Linked DNA regions of Homo sapiens: region 2 is linked to region 1. Evidence: chromatin contacts called from ENCODE Hi-C or POLR2A ChIA-PET data. All regions are on one chromosome and are shown on one strand. The core of a region is the stretch at or near the end of the contact, and the rest is flanking DNA. Distances in the headings are between cores, read along the strand shown. Region 1 has its middle 230 kb from the start of LINC02450. Region 2 has its middle 190 kb from the start of LINC02461.

Region 1 (3,245 bases), core at 288-2,787:
TATAACTAATAATTATTCATTTCTTTTCCTCTTAACCCTGGACTTTTAAGCTGCCTATAAAGCCAAAACTATTATATCTTGCTGTTTCAAGATTAAGTTTCATTTTAGTTCCAGAAAGAAGTCAAAACAAAAAGGAGAAGGGAAAAGAGAAACACCTCTAAGCCATGCATAGTTAAGGATTTGGTTTCAGATCAATGTTAAAAAGCAGAGATAATTAGAAACATCATATGATTTGTGTACAACACAAGAGCTGCATTGCTAACTAAAACCATAACTGACCTAATTTTACTGAATGTTCCAATGAAAATGACAGACATGCAAGAAAGAAATATAATACAAACAGTGGATGATCCATATTTTCCCCTTGAGTTTCAAACACATTCCTCAGACGGCGTACAAAGCTGACATGTTATTGACAAGAGTACAGGCCTTCAGATGGCCAGCAAAAGAGTGTCTGCACATCAGAAAACCCACAAGATTATAGCCACTTTGCCCCTACAAGACTATACTTTTTTTTAATTAAACCTCGGTGTATTCAGAGAATGGAACAGAAAGCGAATTTAAAAACACAGTCCATCACAAAATCCTTCTTTTTCATTAAATACGTTAACAAATGTAAAAATCCTATCATGGGAATTTATTTTTCTCTTTCAATATAGGACAATATTAACTAAATCTCTACCCTCCCCTAAATGATTTACAGGTCCCTAACTTCACACTGAGGGGTACCCGCGTGACACAGAAAGTAACACCCTGAAGTCTAATCTCTCTTTCAGACAGTTGCTCATTATTTATTGCAGCTATTTCTCCATGTAAACATTCTTGTGAAGAGGGCACATTTTGTAAGTTATCTCAGATCATCTGGCAGGATTGAAGCTATAAACTGGCATTTTATTTAACTGGCTCTACTTGGAAATTCCTCACATCAGTTCTGCTTTTACAAAAGGAGTCAGGCTGTGCTGTTTTCTCCTACATATTCTATACCGAATCCTGGTAAGCAAATGCTTATGGAGTCCTCCCAATAAAGTGTCAGAATACAATGTCAACAATAGCAAGATTGAGAGGATCCAGGGAAAATTCTCGTCCGTAATAAATGAGGATGAGAGCACCAGCAAATTGGAAAGTCCAGCCTCCGTAACATCTTATCTACATCTAGGCTGTGCCGCATTATCTAATGCGGCTTATCTGTCTCCCTCCTTTCAAGTAAGGACCTGCCCTGCATTCTTGATTCCCATAGCTTTAGCAGTAAAAGATAGAAGGATACACTCGCCACAGAGGTGACTGAGTTCACTATTGTTTAGGAATTGGCTCATTTATTAAAGAGATGTTGTCTCACACCAACAGCAGATAACAATATTGGCTCCCTGTGAACTTGCTGAGGTATTGTGTGTTCAAGATTCAAGTAAAGATAGGCCAGTCCCTTGGCCAAACACTCAGCAATGTTACCATTGCTGACATTCTCAGGATGGAGGAGGTAGGCATTGCCATCTGGATTTCAGAGGACTGCTGAGACTTATTACCTTTTCACTAGAAAGCAATTCTGTTTCTACATGAATAGGGCCTTGTATTTGACTCTCTGAAAATTGTCCTGCAGGCCGTTTACTCATTCAATGAACATTTATTGAGCATGAGACACTATGCCAGATGCTGGGAAGCACTGCAGTGAATAGAAACTCTCCCTTGCACAGTGTGGTGTGGGAGAAAGATCTGTAAGCAGATAGTTATCTAGAATGACAGTGGTGGAATAAACACAGTGCACTGCTATGGAAAGAGCCACGCAGAACTGGGTCCAGATCCCAGCTCCACAGCTTACCATTGCGTAACCTTCAATAATTATGAGTCCCAACTTCCTGATCAATATAATGAGGACATCTTGATAGATTTGTTTTGAGAAATCAGTAAGGAAATATATGCATAAAAGCAAGTGCTGTGCCTGAGATGTAGGAGATATTTAACAAAAGGAAGCCACTGCTGCTGCTTTGGACATAGGGACTTTGGAGAAAATAAGACAAAAAATCACTCTGCCCCCCAAAACAGAACAATTACTGCTTGGTTCCCCCAAGCAGTAATATGTGAACAAGGTCTTGAAGGATATTGTTCCAGATATTTATTTCTGTGCGACAAACAAAACTTACAGCCTTAAAACACTCATCTTATTTTGCTCCTGATGTGTTGGTGAGGAATTCAGGAAGGGCTCAGATGGGTTGTTCATCTCTGATCCACACAGTGTCCATGGAGGCAGTTGAGGCTGAAGGATCCACTTCCCAGAAGGTCCCTCACTTGCCTGTCTAGTATCTCGGTGTTCCTCAGACTCTCCTTCTCTTCACACAGCATCTCATTCTCCAGGGCTTCTCCACATGGCTTGGGCTTCACACCAGCATGGCAGTCTCAGGGTAGTCAGATCAATTCACAGCAGCTGGCTTCCTCCAGCACCTGCTTTCCAAGTAGTAGGAAGTGGAAGCTGCAAGTCTCTGAGGCCTGGGCTTGTCCTGTTCTAGTGGTTAAGCATTCACAGAGCCTAGCCAGATTCGATGTGAAGGAATATAGATCCCATCTCTCAATGAAAGGAGTAGCAAAGATTTGCAGCCATCTTTAATCTATCACAGATGTGTGGGAAATCCTTAGAGAACTGGAGAGAAGCATTTCCAGTTAGAGAGAACAGACTGTGTGGACAGAGGCTACAGGTGGACCCAGTTTGGAGTATAAGGCACACAGTTGGAGGCAGGGTCGAGTGGGCTAGTGCCTATTCAACTTCTTAAATACTTTTTATGTTGCACCTGTGCAGGAACTACAAAGCCTCATCACTACCTTGAAAGTAAGAAAATTGACCCTCTAATTTGGCATTTCTCATCCTGGTGATGTCATATCTTGTGATGATGGAAAAAGTCTAGTGCTTAGTGATTATTAAGCAAGCTCCTCTACAATCACTCTCTCTCATTCTTCCATCCTTACAATCAAATCTTTTTTGACTCCTTACTGAACCCTGGACCACATTTACTACAGTATTTAACATTGTATACATTTTTACCCCTGATTCCCCCACCGAACTATAAGCACCTAAGGTTGGACCTGCGTTTCCCATCTCCTGCCCCTAGCTCCATGTCTGGCCCATGCTGAGCTGGGAGCAGTTTTAGTTCTGGGAAAGCATAATAAATATGGTTTAATTTATGCCCTTGAGGGACTTCTCTTGTTGAAGGGCAGTGAAATAAAGGCAAACCACTGCAATGTACTGTGGCAAACACAGA
Region 2 (3,245 bases), core at 450-2,949, 39 kb before region 1:
AGAAGAAACTGAGATTTCTCTTTTACTTTATCCAACTGTATTTAAATTTCTCATTTACTTGTCTATAACCTCCAGCAGATTGTAAACCTCCATAGCCCAGTGACCTTCTTTGCTCTTTCAATATTGTCATCTCAGTTCTTAACATAACAGCTGGCATTGAGGGAACACTTAAAAGAAGAAGAAATATTTGCTGAAAATTATAGAGGAACACAGGCAGGTATAAAGGCAGACAATAACTCATTTTCTTCTCTGCTCATTTGCCGGGTGATAGACACCAGTTGTATACAAATGATGGAAAGGGCTCTAAGGGTTATAGTTTAATTAATTTAATTTAGTTAACTCTGTATCTAGTGTAGTTCTCAATTTTTTTGTCCTAAATGCAAAGAAGACACACCTATTCTTACCTACCACTTGCCTCTAAAACAAAAACCTAAACTATTAACTCACTAAATAAACATATAAAAAAGGCCCAGATGTAACTAATCACCTATTGCTAATGTAAAACAAAACTGAAATTTGTCTTCTTTTTATCATTTCTGGGCCAAATGGTTTCAATATGTAAAATGCATAAAACAATGCCTGGCAGATAGTAAGCACTGATATGTATTTGTTATCATTACCAATCTCATCATCATTACTTCTGTATCTTAACTGACCCTTCTGGCTGTTTAGATAAAACCCCAATTCTATCTGGAGCCCTAACAACAGTACACCAACCCACGTTCCACCATGAAACTCTCTTCCACGAGGCAAGGTTTATCAGATAAGACTGCATGGATAAAAAGCCAAAAAAAAAAAAAAAGTCTGACTTTCTATTACTCTTTCAGGAGAGGACCAGGTCACATCTCTTATTGCCACAAGAACCACTAAAATATCCTGGCTACTGGAAGTTGCTTTAGGGAGTGAAATGGGGGCTGAGAGTGGAAATGGTGCTGCAGAAAGTATAGAAGACAATCTAATAGAATTCTATGTGTTTTCTAATTATATCAATGAACTGATTGCAATACCTGGTTTATTCATTGCAAAAAAAAAAAGAGTGTTTTATGGCTAGAGCATGAGATAGAGCTGAAAAGAATGAGATAAAGTCATACTCATTTATTCCACTTCCTTTGAGTTTCTAGAGAAAACTTCGAATTTAAAAAGTATGGTGAACTAAATATTTTCAATAGCCCTTGAACAATAAGATCCTAAATGCTGAATCAAATATAAAATTTTATTTTAAATGCATTGCTGGGAATATATGAAAACAAGAAAAATCAAGCTCCTACCCTTCCCAGGCCCAAAATATGGAGAAAACAAACCGAAAAAGGTAAGGATACCCTGAGACACAATGCCTTTCCTAGAAATGAGAGATAAGAGTCTTTATTCTGGGCCAGTGCCTTTCAAAATAAAACCTAAATAGAAAATTCATAGATTATGAAAGACATCTCAGAATTAATAAAAAATAAGAATCACTAGAATGCTTTCGCTTGTTTTATCTCTGCAAGTCTCTCAATATTTATTGCATCATCCAATACTCTGAAAATTGAGAGTATGTGTTGGGTAGATTAACTGTTTGTACAAAGCTCAATGGAATGTTAAAGGAACAAAGATCGTGCCTACAGGTGTGGTTGATGACATACCACCAAGAAAATGTAGAGGTTAAGAACTCAAAATTCTTGGGAGCTTGTTTTTGCCAAGGAATGTGGGCGCAGTATTTGGAACTGCCAAGTTATGCAGCTGAGAGGTCTGAGGTTGACTTCTAGTTCAGTGTGATAATAACCTCATAATAAAATCCCAGGTTTTATCTATGAGACTCAGAATGCTTATGGATAACCAAATGCAAGCCACTTAAGGTTTCCCTTTACCTCTTAACAAAGTGAGCTTTCATCCAATTTGCATACCTCTATTTTAACAACGTAAAGAGCTTCACAAAATCAATTGCTATATTTTCATTCTATTTTTACTATATTTAACATGCTGGCCACGTGAGGTGGCTCACGCCTGTAATCCCAGTACTCTGGGAGGCTGAGGTGGGTGGATCACTTGAGGTCAGGAGTTCGAGACCAGCCTGGCCAACATGGTGAAACCTCATCTCTACTAAAAATACAAAAATTAGCTGGGTGTGGTGGCGCACACCTGTAATCCCAGCTACTCAGAAGGCTGAAGCAAGAGAATCACTTGAACCCAAGAGGCGGAGGTTGTAGTGAGCCAAGATGGCACCACTGCACGCCGGCCTGGGTGACAGAATGAGACTCTGTCTCAATAAATAAATAAATGAATAAATATAGTTATATATCTATATGCTGGATTTGATTATTGATTAATTATGGATTTGATCCTTGTCTCACAACGTATTATGTAAAGGTAGCACCATTCCTTATTTCTCTTTGTACATATTTGAATCTAACATACTGATTTGCACATAAAAGATATTCAAAAAGAGTTATTGATCTAGAAGACATTAAGATGCTCTTTCTGAAATAACAGTTTGAGTCAACGTGCATCTTCAATCTAGAAATTTTCTTTCTTGTCTATCCACAGTTATCTCTTACTTTCTTAGTCACAGCGCTTGAGTGCATTGTGACAGTAAATGCGTTAAATTGTATCTAAAGACAGAAAGTAAAATATGAAGAGCCAATAAAATTTCAAAAGTTTAGTGAGGCACAATGGGCCCAATTCAAGAGAGAGGCTGAGCAAGTTAAAGGCTTTGTTGGGAGCAAAGTGTGCATTCATATAGCAAACTCTGGCCAAGGTAATTACCTGTTTTGGACAGGCACACTATTCCCTGGAGGCTGCTTCACTCACCCGGACTTGACTCAACTTTGGATAAGTTCCAGTATAAATATTCCCACAAAAAATCAGGCAGAGGGAAACATCTCAGTGTTTTTTAAGAATAAAGGGGTCTGACTCTCAGTTTTATATCTCTTTATTTTTGCTGATCAGCACCCAGCACACTGACCTCTGCATTACTCATCAGCATTACTGCATTACTCAGGTGCAACTGAAAGGAGACCACACTACCGCTTCCGTACCACCTTCTGAGTTCCCTGCCAAAATTTACTTCTTTTTTAACTTGGAAGTCTCAAATGTTCTCATTTAATGTGTTGATGACATCACACTTAAGGGTGGTATGGCTGGCGGGACATTAAATAAATTACACTTTATAAGGTACCTAATGTGCTAATACTGGGAGGGCTAAGTTGAGCCCCCTGCCATCAAAGTTCCTATCTGGATCTCAGAAATGAACCAAGAACCTTAGAGAA

The links. A loop is a pair of places that touch in the nucleus more often than their neighbours do. ChIA-PET counts read pairs that join two places held with the same protein, here RNA polymerase II (POLR2A). Pooled maps may share reads with other maps.
Region 2: a map of Caco-2 shows a loop between it and region 1 (7-fold over the local background). The contact joins two enhancer-like sites. A Hi-C loop is called at or near these places in 2 of 168 maps with a recorded cell type or tissue (Caco-2 and Calu3), 1 of 37 single-sample maps with no recorded cell type and 2 of 50 pooled maps. POLR2A ChIA-PET finds 5 or more read pairs at or near these places in 1 of 52 experiments (AG04450).

What each region holds. Positions count from the first base shown.
Region 1 is chr12:42,920,368-42,923,612 of GRCh38, reverse strand. No RefSeq gene overlaps it. Among named protein-coding and RNA genes, the nearest start is that of LINC02450, 230 kb to the right of the region's middle. Within about 2 kb of position 1,537, at least 2 of the 41 ENCODE cell types and tissues checked have a DNase peak (open chromatin) inside an H3K27ac peak, as active enhancers do.
Region 2 is chr12:42,959,970-42,963,214 of GRCh38, reverse strand. No RefSeq gene overlaps it. Among named protein-coding and RNA genes, the nearest start is that of LINC02461, 190 kb to the left of the region's middle. RefSeq lists an enhancer at 1,397-2,596. Within about 2 kb of position 1,699, at least 6 of the 41 ENCODE cell types and tissues checked have a DNase peak (open chromatin) inside an H3K27ac peak, as active enhancers do.